3 separate regions of the Mus musculus genome follow, and regions 1 and 2 are each linked to region 3. A link is a loop called in an ENCODE intact Hi-C map of the cell type or tissue named here. Cell type or tissue: gastrocnemius. All regions are shown on one strand.

Evidence for each region. A loop is a pair of places that touch in the nucleus more often than their neighbours do. Peaks named below come from ENCODE experiments on the same cell type or tissue, not always from the same donor. Only the 100,000 strongest peaks of a DNase experiment are listed, where the experiment ranks them.
Region 1: it touches region 3 in a loop (2.3-fold over the local background); 2 of 42 quality-filtered maps call a loop at or near these places.
Region 2: it touches region 3 in a loop (5-fold over the local background); 11 of 42 quality-filtered maps call a loop at or near these places.

What each region holds. Positions count from the first base shown.
Region 1 is chr8:48,659,229-48,663,228 of GRCm38, reverse strand. All of the region lies in intron 1 of Tenm3 (teneurin transmembrane protein 3), which reads left to right. It overlaps Gm39178 (a long non-coding RNA gene), which reads right to left and starts at 2,425. Exons shown (of 2, transcript XR_001778778.2): 1 at 1,896-2,425. In gastrocnemius, a CTCF peak has its summit at 2,458 (motif pointing left); no DNase peak of the experiment used is centred here.
Region 2 is chr8:48,220,564-48,224,563 of GRCm38, reverse strand. It overlaps Gm32923 (a long non-coding RNA gene), which reads right to left. Exons shown (of 3, transcript XR_870430.3): 1 at 1,585-4,000; 2 at 123-205. Among named protein-coding and RNA genes, the nearest start is that of Gm32923, 2.5 kb to the right of the region's middle. In gastrocnemius, a CTCF peak has its summit at 2,033; DNase peaks (open chromatin) are centred at 63, 2,020, 2,290 and 3,127; H3K4me3 peaks cover 634 bases; H3K27ac peaks cover 390 bases.
Region 3 is chr8:49,033,434-49,037,433 of GRCm38, reverse strand. It overlaps a transcript of Tenm3 not described here. Among named protein-coding and RNA genes, the nearest start is that of Gm25830, 77 kb to the right of the region's middle. In gastrocnemius, CTCF peaks have their summits at 313 and 1,693 (motif pointing right); a DNase peak (open chromatin) is centred at 1,706.

The sequences.
Region 1 (4,000 bases), 370 kb after region 3:
AAGCCATTCTTTTAAAAACAATAAAGCTTACTAAGTCAAAAACAAGAAAGAACCCATTAAACATATTTATGCAAATACATTATATTTAAGATGATCTTTTAAACATTAAAACAGCACTCTAGATAGTGAGATACTAGGCTATTTCATTTCAAATCGGTAGCTTATAAACAATTGACCTAATCCCAGATTGCTAGTCAAAATTATTTTAATTGTTTTGTTTGTTTGGTTGGTTGGTTTGGTTTTTTCTTTCTTTCTTTTTTTTGGTATCTACAATAAGTGGAAAAATAGTGGAGGTATATTTCGGGTTTTTTAAATATGTGGTTCTATGCATATAAAACCACGAGCCTGCAGAGAACAAAGATAGAATCTGAAGTGCAGTTTGGCATGTAATGAATGCAAGACTAATATATAGACAACATAGGTATTATTTATATAGAAGTTGGAAGCATAGACTTCCAGTCCTGGTGACACGTTTGAATCAGCTTGGCCATCCATTATCTGTGTGGCAGATTTTTTATCTTAGCTAAAGAGCTTGCTTGGAATAACTACTTAATTTTCTTCTGCTTCAATCTTCTTTCTTCTGTGCTTTGTTTGTCGTGCCTTTGTCTCTCGTTTTATTTGTTCGTTTTTTGTTTTGAAAAACAACTTTCACCATAGAGCCCGGGCTAGTCTTGAACTCACTATAGGGGCCATATTGACCTTGAACTCACAGCACTATCTCAGCCTCTAATGTTCTTAGATTAATAAGTGTTTTCTTACATGTAGATGTTACCTGCAAGTGCAAACATGTGGACCACCAGAAACAATGTCTGGTGCATAGTATCTACTGTTATTAGTAAGCGATCATAAGAATTGATTATTGGCTACATTTGGAAGTAAAGCCTGTGTGTCCTAATGGCTGCTACCACTATAGAACTCTTGGGAGTAATCTTATGGGAATGACATGGAGCCTGATATGAAGATCTTCATAAACTATGGCTGTACAGGACTGGAGAGATGGCTCAATGGTTAAGAGCATTGACTGCTTTTCCAGAGGTCCTGAGTTCAATTCCCAGCAACCACATGGTGGCTCACAACCATCTGCAATGGGATCTGATGCCCTCTTCTGGTGTGTCTGAAGACAACGACAGTGTACTCATCATATACATATATAAAGAAATAAAATCTTTAAAAATATGACTGAACAGCAAAGTAAGATCAACTGTCAATCTGGAAAAACAAAGTGGTTCTCACAAAATGAACTCACAGACGTGAAAGCCATTGAGTGATAGCCCAGTGAGTTTGGTCTATTTTAAATTCAAATAAATGATTTTTTTAAATTCATTTAGAAGAATAAAAGTCTGAAATTAGCCCCAAAACATACGAAAGTGAGTAGTGAGGTTGAAAGGGCCCTGGTGAATACCATCTAATATAGTCTGAAGTGGTGCATCACATCTATGTGGTATTGGAATCAATACGAAGAAGTAGATCAGTGTCCTAGAATTACATCATAGAAATAGACCCTCGGATATAGGGAAACTTAACACAAACAAAAAAAATCCTAATTCTGTGGGATTTGATAAATGGTGCTAGCACAACTGGTTATCCATCTGGAAGAATATAAAATTGGACCCATATCTCTCAACATAGTCAAAAATAAATTAAGACAGATTAAAAACAAATGTGGTGGGGGGGGGGGGCAGCAAGAATCCTAGACATGAATTTGCGAGTGAGGGTAGCACATGGATGGCTTGGGCCATGGGTACCAGAAAGTTTCAAATACAGTGGCTGAGATGCCTAAAGCGATTATTTTCTCACAAGGAATCAGAAGGGCCAATGGTCCAAGGATCAAACCTGTCACCCAGGAGCCAGGGTCCCACCATTGTCCCTGCCAGTCTTAGCACGGTGGCTCTTACCCTGCTGTTCCCCTAAGTGGTTGCTTCTCCTCCGTATCCCTGCTGAAAGGGCTGTGGATGCAGAGGGATGTGTCTTGTTCTGCACATTGGACGGTTCCTCTTCACTCCCCGGAGACTTCTAGCAACTCCCTTACTCAGAACTCTGCTAGCTACGTAGCTCTTCTTAGCTTCAGGAAAAGAAGAAACAGGGGCCACTTTTATTCCACAGTGGTTATAACAGAGGTGGCCAGAAGGAAGGGATTGTGTGTCCATAGAGACTGCTCTGGAAGCCATGTGTATACCCCCTAATTAGAGGGAACATGTGCTTAGATGATGTTATTTATTTAAATCAATTTGCATATGAATTACAGTACCCCCCAAATAAAGTCATTATATTAAAGAAGATATATCTCTAACTTGTGAACATAGAGAAGATATATATAATAGGGTTAGAAAGATGGCTTACCATGACCAACATTTGTTCTTGCACAGGACCTGGGTTCAATTCCCAACACTCGCATGATATAACTCACAACCATCTGTATTTCCAGTTCCTGGGGATCCAGCGCCCTCTTCTGACCTCAGGAAACACCAGGCACACAAGTAGTATACAGACATGCATGCAGACAAAGAACTCATGCTAATTAAAAATAAATATAAATCTTCAAAAAATATTTGTATAAGTGAGTAACTTTTGCAAATTGAAAACAGATATCAATTTGGCAGGAAATTGGCATGAATACCCAGTTCAGAACAAGAAGTCAGATAGTCCAGAAATATGAAGAGAAAGGTAAGCTGCTTTTCTTCTGATTCTAGAAAAGATAGTAGCTGATTCCACATCTCTGTTCTCAGACTCCCAGCCTCCAGGACTTCTATTGTCCTTCTTTGGATCATTTGTAGCTCGTCAGTGAATATTCAGGGGATGTCTTAGTTAGGGTTTTACTGCTGTGAACAGACACAATGACCAAGTCAAATCTTATAAGGACAACATTTAATTGGGGCTGGCTTACAGGTTCAGAGGTTCAGTCCATTATCATTAAGGCAGGAGCATGGCAGCATCCAGGCAGGCATGGTGCTGGAGAAGCTGAGAGTTCTACATCTTCATCTGAAGGCTGCTAGCAGAATACTGACTTCCAGGCAACTAGAATGAGAAACTTATAACACACATCCACAGAGCCACACCTACTCCAACAAGGCCACGCCCATTCCAACAGGGCCACACCCTCTAAAAGTGCCACTCCCTGGGCTGAGCACATCTAAACCATCACAGGGGACTTCTTCCAAGCATGGCCAGCAGACAACTCACAGAAGAGTCTCCTGGAAGACGTGTCTCCTTGGCTGGAATTAAGAGCTCAAGATTCCTAAGAGGCATCTCGAGTCTGGGCTGTGGCGGATGGGGTTACATGGCTTCCTGAGGTTTCTGTTCCACTCCAACACCCTATGTGCCGTTATCACAGGGGAACATAGCCAGTCTTCATTAGCTTTGGATACCATTCATTCCTAATGTGAGGACTTCCCGTATGCTTACTAAGGGCAGACTTAGGAAGAAGCAGAAAGGAAACAATATTAACAAAGAAGTGACTCACACAGAGGGCTCTCCAAAACTTTATTCAAAGGCACATGCCAAAGACTGCGAAACACACACAATAAAGTGTTACTTACAGAATCCCCAGTAGCAACATGGGGATTCCAAGAATCCCTGGGAGAAAGAGGAGACAAGAAAATATTGACACCAGCTGTATTAATCATGTGGGTCTTTGAGAGGAACAGTTCCAATTTTAAATCACCAAAGGCCCAAGGCAGAAAATAATCTCTGGTTTGGAAGCCCAGCATGTTTGTCTTTCAGACTGAGGGTAGGAGACAAAAAGCACCTCCAAGTGCACACACACACACACACACACACATGCATGAACACACACACACACACACACACACACACGCATGCATGAACACACACACACATGTATGAACACACATGCACATATCTTTCTCACTTCCTCTCCTTCCTCATATCAACAAGGCTTTGGAGACAAGGATTCACACAGTAGCTCAAGCTGTCTTGGAGTTTAGTGTAGCTCAAGCTGGCCTCAGACCCACAACAATCCTCTAACTTCAACCTCTCAAGT
Region 2 (4,000 bases), 810 kb after region 3:
CACAGCCCACCCATGAAATGCCACCACCCAACCCAGGTGACACGGATGCTATCCAGGCTCCTGCAGAGCGAGGCAGGACCTCCCCCTCGAGAGCCTTGAAGGGCAGCCTGGCAGGGTCATACCCCTTCCACAGGTAACGCCATCACACTGTCCTGAAGACAAGTGAGCTCCGCCTGCAGCTCCAGTCCGCAGCGCGCAGTAAATTCTAGGTGAGGGAGAAAGAACGTAGAGAAATTTGAGCAAGTTATCCAAGTATGGATGGGGTTCAAGCCAAAATGAGCAAAGACTCTCTATCAGGGAGTTAGCTTTCCTGCCGCGATAGCTTCACCCCAGACGGCTCTGGTGGTACTACCTGCTGTGTTTGCATAAGTCACAAGACATGGGCTTTATGTCCCTGTCTATCTGCCAATATTTCTAGCTTCTTGGCTCCCTCGTCTATGGAAAGAAGTCATCCATGCAATGCTAATGAGTGCCCATCATATCCAAAGGAGGGATTAGAGATTTTTCCATAAGCCTCTCCTTTGACTTTGTCATCCTACCAAGGTCATGGAGAAAGGTGACACATTGTTTATATATCCCTACTCACCTTAACCACAGGGTGAACCCAAGTTCCAAAACGGTAGTGACAAGGCTGCTAGAGTGTTCTGCCCTCTGATCCAAGCCCCCAGAATGAAAAATCCTCTTACCACTTTTCTCGTCTGTTACCACCTCTACAAGCAATGGTCTCTTGATGTCAGTTAATTACTAATAACTTTTAGGTAGATCGAGCAAACCTTTTCATTAATGAACCAACTTAAAATTCTGACATAGAGCACTACAGGAGTCCTAGAGCCTTGTGTATAGAGAATTTACCACAGACTGGTGCTGAGCTTAAAAGTAACATCATTATTCAGTTTAGAGATAATGGGCTCAACAAAGCAAATTTAATAAATCCTTCCGGGATCTAAGCAGAGGAAAATTAAAATTAGAAGTATAAATTGTTAGTTCTAGGGCAAGAGAGTGGCTCAGTTGCAGTCTTCCTGCCTATAGGATGACTTGTATGTGGCCCCTGGCATCCACCTGCATTAGGAAGGGAGATCACATTCTTTTTACATGTGCAGACATTTCCTGAATCCCACCAGCAATGGCTATGTCCATATGACAGCATCGCTCTCGCTGCATAGAATGGACGCGATTTACAACCGGTCCTCTGAGTGGAAAGGCATTCCGAAAGCTTCTCGAAACTTAACGCTGTCAAGGTGAGGGGAGTGTAAACACCCAGGGAGGGAAAGTGACCTGAGCTGAAAAGAGACCTGCTCATCGGAACTCTGAGCTCTTCCACCTCAGGTTCTTGTCACGAGGTGACTAGCAACAGTTTTGGTGAAGATCCACTTCATCCCAACATTCCCTCCCAGATAAACGGACGGGAAGCCTATTGTGCCAAGTTCAGAAATTAACTCCTTAAAAGTCGTTCCCAGGTCCTCCTGCCTCTACATCCTCCCCTTTTCTCTCCCTTAATTCTCTCTTTCTGAAATGACCCCAGCAAGAGCTGCCTGGGTTGTAACCATTTAAAAAAAAAAAAACATTGTGTCTGCTTTTCTTCACCTTAGGGGGAAAGCCATGCTGGTCCATTGATAAGCCAGGTGATTTTGACAGTTGAGGATATCACAGGGAAGGAGAGTCTTTCATCTCCAACTTATTGACAAAAGGTTATGAGCAAGCAGGTTTCAAAGTCTCACTTCAGCTGTGACATTATCTCCAAGGTCAGGCTTGAGATTTAAGCATTATTCTCCATCGCTGAAACGCAATTCTGCAAAGCACATAGAGGGAGACGTTGAGTGGTCCGAGCAGCACGGCTCACAAGAAATAGGGAAGGGAGTGACAATCTTTCTACAAGTCTGTCCTCAGTTTTCAGGACTCTGGCTTTTTGGAGGAGTAAGATCCTGTCTCAACATCTGGTGACACCCTTGAGGAGTGAGCCTCAGCAGAGACCTGTGTCTGGGTCATGGTGGCTGCGAGGCACTTTCATGAAGGGCTCTTGCGCCCCCTAGCGATGGGCGTCTTAGCTGTCGACGTCTACGCTAAAGTGGCAGCAATGTCCCGAACCAGAAACAAAACAAAACACAAAAACAAAGGGAGACTTAAGATCTCCATCTACCCGGCTCTGGATGGGCCAATTCAAACGATCCTCTCTGGTCCCATTCTGTTCTGCCCGTAGACTTCCACACATAAAGCGATTCCTTCTGCTTCATGCACCGCCTCACTGAAGCTTGGTCCTTGCAATCCTTACTCCCATAAGATTTTTCCCGACCGCATGCGCCTGCAGAAGTTCTGTCAATCCATGTTCCTCTCGCCTGGCAGATCATAAGAGGGCCCTTCCTCCCAGGAGTTGTCCGCAGGCTGTCTGAGTCCCGCAGCCCACTCAGAACACTGATTGCTGAAATACATTGTTTACTTTTTACTTTCCATGTTAACAGCCCTGTCGCCGCGAAGACTTTCCCAGAAGGACAGATTATTTAAATTCAGAGTGGCATTTTTATTTCTGCCCAAGCTAGGCTCTCACAGAAAGTGCGAGAATGACAGGCAGCCTGAAAAAAAAAAAATCCTTCCTGCCCCCAGCCCCTCCCTTCCACAGCTTGGCCTCATTTGCCAGGGTGAGAAAAAAAAAAAAAATGGACTTTCAACCTTTCTTTCCTGGGTTGTCACACAGAGAAGCCAGTACATGCTGATTTTAAGTGACAGCATGTACCTACCTTAAGAAACCGTCCCTGGCTAGGTAGAATCTAGTGACATTTCTGGAGGCTCCTTTGGGGACCCAAATAAGTAGACCCATTTCCCCACTTTCTCTCTGAGATTAAAAAAAGGGGGGCTAGAGATCACATAGGAAGTCAAAATATCATGGCAGACAAGATGAGATCAGAACCCTACACCTCATGAGAAGATAAAAGTGGACCGCTAGATGTCCGGACTGAACGAGCATCTTGCCCTTCCGTGACAGAACCGCCAGGCCAGACAGGCAGGCTGTCCGTGGGAGGAGGAGGGGAGGGAACAACACTCTTCTACATGAGCCAAGTATGTCCAAGTTCCTATCTTCACCGTTCTCCGGGAAGGCTCCCTCGGGTGCTCCTGGGAGCTGGAGTCCCAGGGAGAGGACACCCCCAGCGGCACACATACACACACCCAGAGCACGGAGAGCCAGGTTCTGCAGCTGGATTAGAAGGCCTATCAGTCCTGGTCTTCAGTCTTTGCTTTTCCCTGGTGCTAAAGCAAGAGCTGGCTTCCCTCACCTGGCCTCTGCCAAAGTACAAGGGGGTCCCCCACATGCCACCTCTTCCTTCTGTGACAGCTGCAGCTCTCTTTGGTGGCTGGCAGTCCTAAACCAGTCCTAAAACCCAAAGTTGCCGCCTCCTAAGTACAAACTGACAGCATTCCAGATTCGGAGGTCCCCACTCTCCCTCCCAGAGCCCTACCCACCCACAGTCACACCTAGAGGCGGTGTTCTATGCCAGTAGTAAAGGCAGGGGAGGCGGGCTCCGGCTCGGGGCTCTTTGAAGGCAACAGGTCCCCAATTACTTCCCGCTCATTAAACTGTGGACGTAGCCTTGCCTGGCTCTTGTAAATCAAAGAAAACACGACTAGCCTTGCCATACTCGGGCTCTGTCTGCAGCCTCCGCCAATTAGCACTCTAGTTAATCAAACTTTAGAAGGTCCCTGGAGAGGCGGTGGAACTGGGAGCAGGCCGGAGCAGAAAAGACCCATTCAGTCTCCGCTTTGCCTGGCTGAAGGCAGCCACTTGTTTTCAGTCAGTTTTCTCCATCTTTAAAGTGGGCTGCTCTGTACATCCCTTAAGCTGTGTGTGCGCATGCGTGCGTGTGTGGGTGCGCGTGTGCGTGCGTGCATGCGCACATGCGCAGAGTGAAAAAGAAGGTGAGCAGAAAAGTTAGAACGAAGACTTCGGGATAATTCTTGCTTGATGCCTTTCAGCATCTCTGGGAGAGTTTCTAGCTGCGCCAATAGCTGA
Region 3 (4,000 bases):
GATATAGAACAAGACGACCTTTATGTGTTGCTTGCTGCACACAAGACCGGATCTACATTCTAGATTTCAAGATAGTTATGGCTGGAAAGACTCTAAGCTACCAAGTCACCTGATGCCGTCATTGGACCGGTGGGAAATATAGAATGGAGATAATTAAAGTAACATGGGGGGGGGGGTGCATTGTTTGTGGTCATTAATATTATTTGTCAGCTTGTCAGCATGTATAATCACGTAAGAAACAAACCACTAGGCGTGTCTATGAGGGAGTTTCTAGATTAGAGTAATTGAAGTCGTAATACCCACTGTAACTGAAAGGGGGCGCCATTCCATGAATTCGGATTCAGAACTGAACCAACAGATAAAGCAAGCTGGGCACAGGATTCACCTCTCGTGTCCCAACTGGGGGCACAGTAGAATTAACAGTCTCATGACCCTGTCATGATGAACCGTGCCTTCGAGCTGTGAGCCAACATAATTTTTTGCTTCTTTAATTTGGTTTTGTCAAGTATCTCAACACAGCATGGAGAATGGCAACTAAAGCATCCGTACTACGCTGTGAAAGCATACTTCATCTGGATCCGGTGCCAAGTGCAGTGATAATGGATGGATGTGATCCCACTTGGGAGCCCAGAGCAGGAGGGTTAAAGGTTTGAGGAGTGGGGAAAGGCAGAAAGGCCTGTGTTCAAATTCTAATCACATTGCTTATTCGTTGGGCAAACAGATCTCTACGGATCCTTCCATTTCTCCAGTTTAAAATGAGGACATTCCTACTTTGCAAAATAGCCAAGATAATTAAAACTTATGTACATTAAACTCATGACAAAAAGCAGTAAATGACAGCTATTGTTACATGCTTACACTCCGTTCTCTATGTACCAGTAAATTACGGGACTGTTTTGTAGCCAGCACCAACACAAGCCTATAACTCATGTCTCTCACACAAAATGCTCGTTTCTCTATGCAACATCCAGCCTAATAGAAATTTGCATGGGTCCATGGGTTCCCACCAGGTCTATTTAAGAATAACAAACAAACATATCTCTTCCTGTGCCCATTGCAAGCCCTTTGAGACTTTTCTGTGCCCTGGAGAATCAGATATACAATTTGTAATTTTATTCAGCAGTGAAATGCCAACATGGGGGTGTGGGGGGACTGCTAAAACAATATTTCAACCCGGGAGTACCAGGTCTGGCACACAGAATAAAAGGCTCTTTACTAGGAAAAATAATCTATCAATTTTATGAAAGGGCTTTTGGAAAGGCTGAACATAGTAGCACTGCAGTTTAAAACAGAAGTGGTACACTGTTCTAATTTGGGGGGCAGGGGTGTGGACATTGTATGCCTCCACTACAGAAAGGAATTTTGTTTGCGTCAACCTATATTTTTAGAATATGACATGCAAATAATGTTATTTTATATGGGTTAATAAGGGCTGTGAGAAAATGAGGGTGTATGGCACATATAAAGATAATAATAATAGATAGATAACCTTGGACACATCTCCACAGTTAAAACACTGAAAAAAATAATCTTTCCCTGCACATAAAAAAAATCCTCTTGGGTCTATCGTCCTGTGTATATTCCTTGCATTAAAATATAGCTGTGGTCTTAATCCTGGTAAAGAACAAGTCCAGAGAGGGCTCTGTAAAAGAGAGGGCTCCACGGAGCTTATTTTTGGTAAGAGCCACTTGAGGGCGCTCTAGAGTTCACTGCAGCCTGTCCGTTCACTCAAAAGGTGGCTGGTTGCCTAGGGAATATTGCTGAAGGTTTGAAGTTGCAGAACAGACCAGCAATGTGTGAATAAAGAGCCCCAATAAAGAGCAATGGCCAGGGCTTAGTAATTCAGCACCGCCGTATAGTCAGGGGTCCCTGCAGCCACAGAAGGACGTCAAAGTGATAAAAGGCGAAACACACTCCAACAGCAAAATTGACTGTGTACTTCCCCCATGGTCTATTTATTAATTTCTGGATAGATAGATAAATAGATGATAAATACAGATATAGATAGATACATAGATAAATATGTAATATATGTGTATATGTATATATGTGTGTGTGTGTGTGTGTGTGTGTGTGTGTGTGTATGAATGTGTGTGTGTGTGTGTGTGTGTGTGTGTGTGTGTGTGTGTGTGTGCGCGCGTGTGTATTGACCTTAGCTGTTTAGAACCCTAGACATGTCAACTGAGCTAAGGAGAATGTCTGTTTTCGCTCTCTACATAGGTAGAAGCAGAGAAGAAACATAGTATCCACAAGGTGGGCGGCAAACATGGTTAGTTTCAAGTCCTCCAAAGCTAACAGCTGGCAATCAACTCACCCAGAGTAGCCTTTTTGGGGTTGTAGTTTAATTGTGTTAGTTAAAATTGAAACTGGTGTCCTTCATGCCAGTGGCTTAAGTCATATTCTCAGTATCTCCTCCTTACACCTTGGCCTCTATAGTACTTTCAAAATATAAAGACAAGTGTTTGCCTACGACACAAAGCTATGAGAATTCAACAGAGTAGCTGCCTTGTTGCTGGTTTTCTCTGTTCTACCTGAGCATTCTTAGAGATGCTGTTCAGCGATTCTGCAGGGAACCCATCATTAGGATGATGATGATGATGATGGTGATGATGGTGATGGTGATGACGGTGATGGTGATGATGATGATGATGATGGTGATGGTGATGGTGATGATGATGATGATGATGGTGATGGTGATGGTGATGGTGATGATGATGATGATTTGAAAATACACCCAATTTAAAAATAATAGCCTGAATATACAAACTGTCTTTTTTTATATATATATATAGAATGTGAAATTGATTTGTTCCTTTAGGAATATAAAACAAATAATCCCAGTTAATTTTTTTCTTATGATCTCAACCTTACTTTTTTGTACGAAATTAAATAGACATGTTACCTCAGTGCAGTGTGTTCAACATTGGAGAGACTTCTATAACCCATGTCACAGAGCATAGTACTTAACTTCTCTCAAATCGTTGGCTCAATTGCTTATCTCCTGGCTGCTTAATATGTGCTGAAAATCTTCCTACAGCATGGACATCTCTATCCAGTCTAGGACATATGTGGGAACTCAGTAAATGGCCATGATGGATCATGAGTACAGAAGAAAACAGTACACATTACAAAATAAAAGAGAGCAAGCAGACACAAGTGGTCCAGACAGTAGGTCCGAGTCTTGCCTTTGCTACCCTAGGTCATGGTGTAGCCACCTTTTAACTTGTATGAAGTGTCTGGATGTACACCTTGCCCCTGCTGTACGATAACCGGAAGTGCAGCCTGGTGCTGTTGTGAAGTCAAGGTGTGTATCCTACCTACTGTGTGCATGTGAGCTGTATATGTGTTGTGTCAAGAAATAAATGAAACTTGACTAGGTTGAGACAGGGGGGAGGAGTGCTATAAGGAATTGGGAATACAAGACAGAACATGAGGCGAGGCTGTAAGGTGTTACAGAGAAGCTTCATCAAAAAGGTGACATGGTGGCAAAGACTTGGCAACAGTGAAAACGAATGACATGGGTATCAGAAGAGAACGTTCAAAGACCCTGTGGTTGCCTCTAAGAGCCCTCTACCGCAGGAAAAAAGTAAAAGGTGATTCAGCATATCTCTTTTTTAAAAAAAATTCCCTAGACTGTCAGGCTGAAAATAAGGTATAATTCACAACATGTATAGGGAAGGCAATGCTGTCACCCAATTTAGAGCTCACAAAGTCTAGAAACGGCGATGACAGTGCTGGTGCAGGCATGGTGAGATTCTGGGTGGGTCACATCTGACTTTTCCAGCTGGATTGGGCCAAGGATGTAAGAAAGGGAAAACCAAACACTCAAGCATGAAGGACAGACATAGGCAAGGAAGCTCTTCACAGTGACGGTGACCCCCTTGAGACTAAAGACATCCCCAAGCAACCAGTGTCACCAGATGTAAGGAAAGCCACACAGAGATAATTAAGGCATGGTGTGCAGGGGTGAGTGAAACAATGAAAAATGATTTTAGTTAAA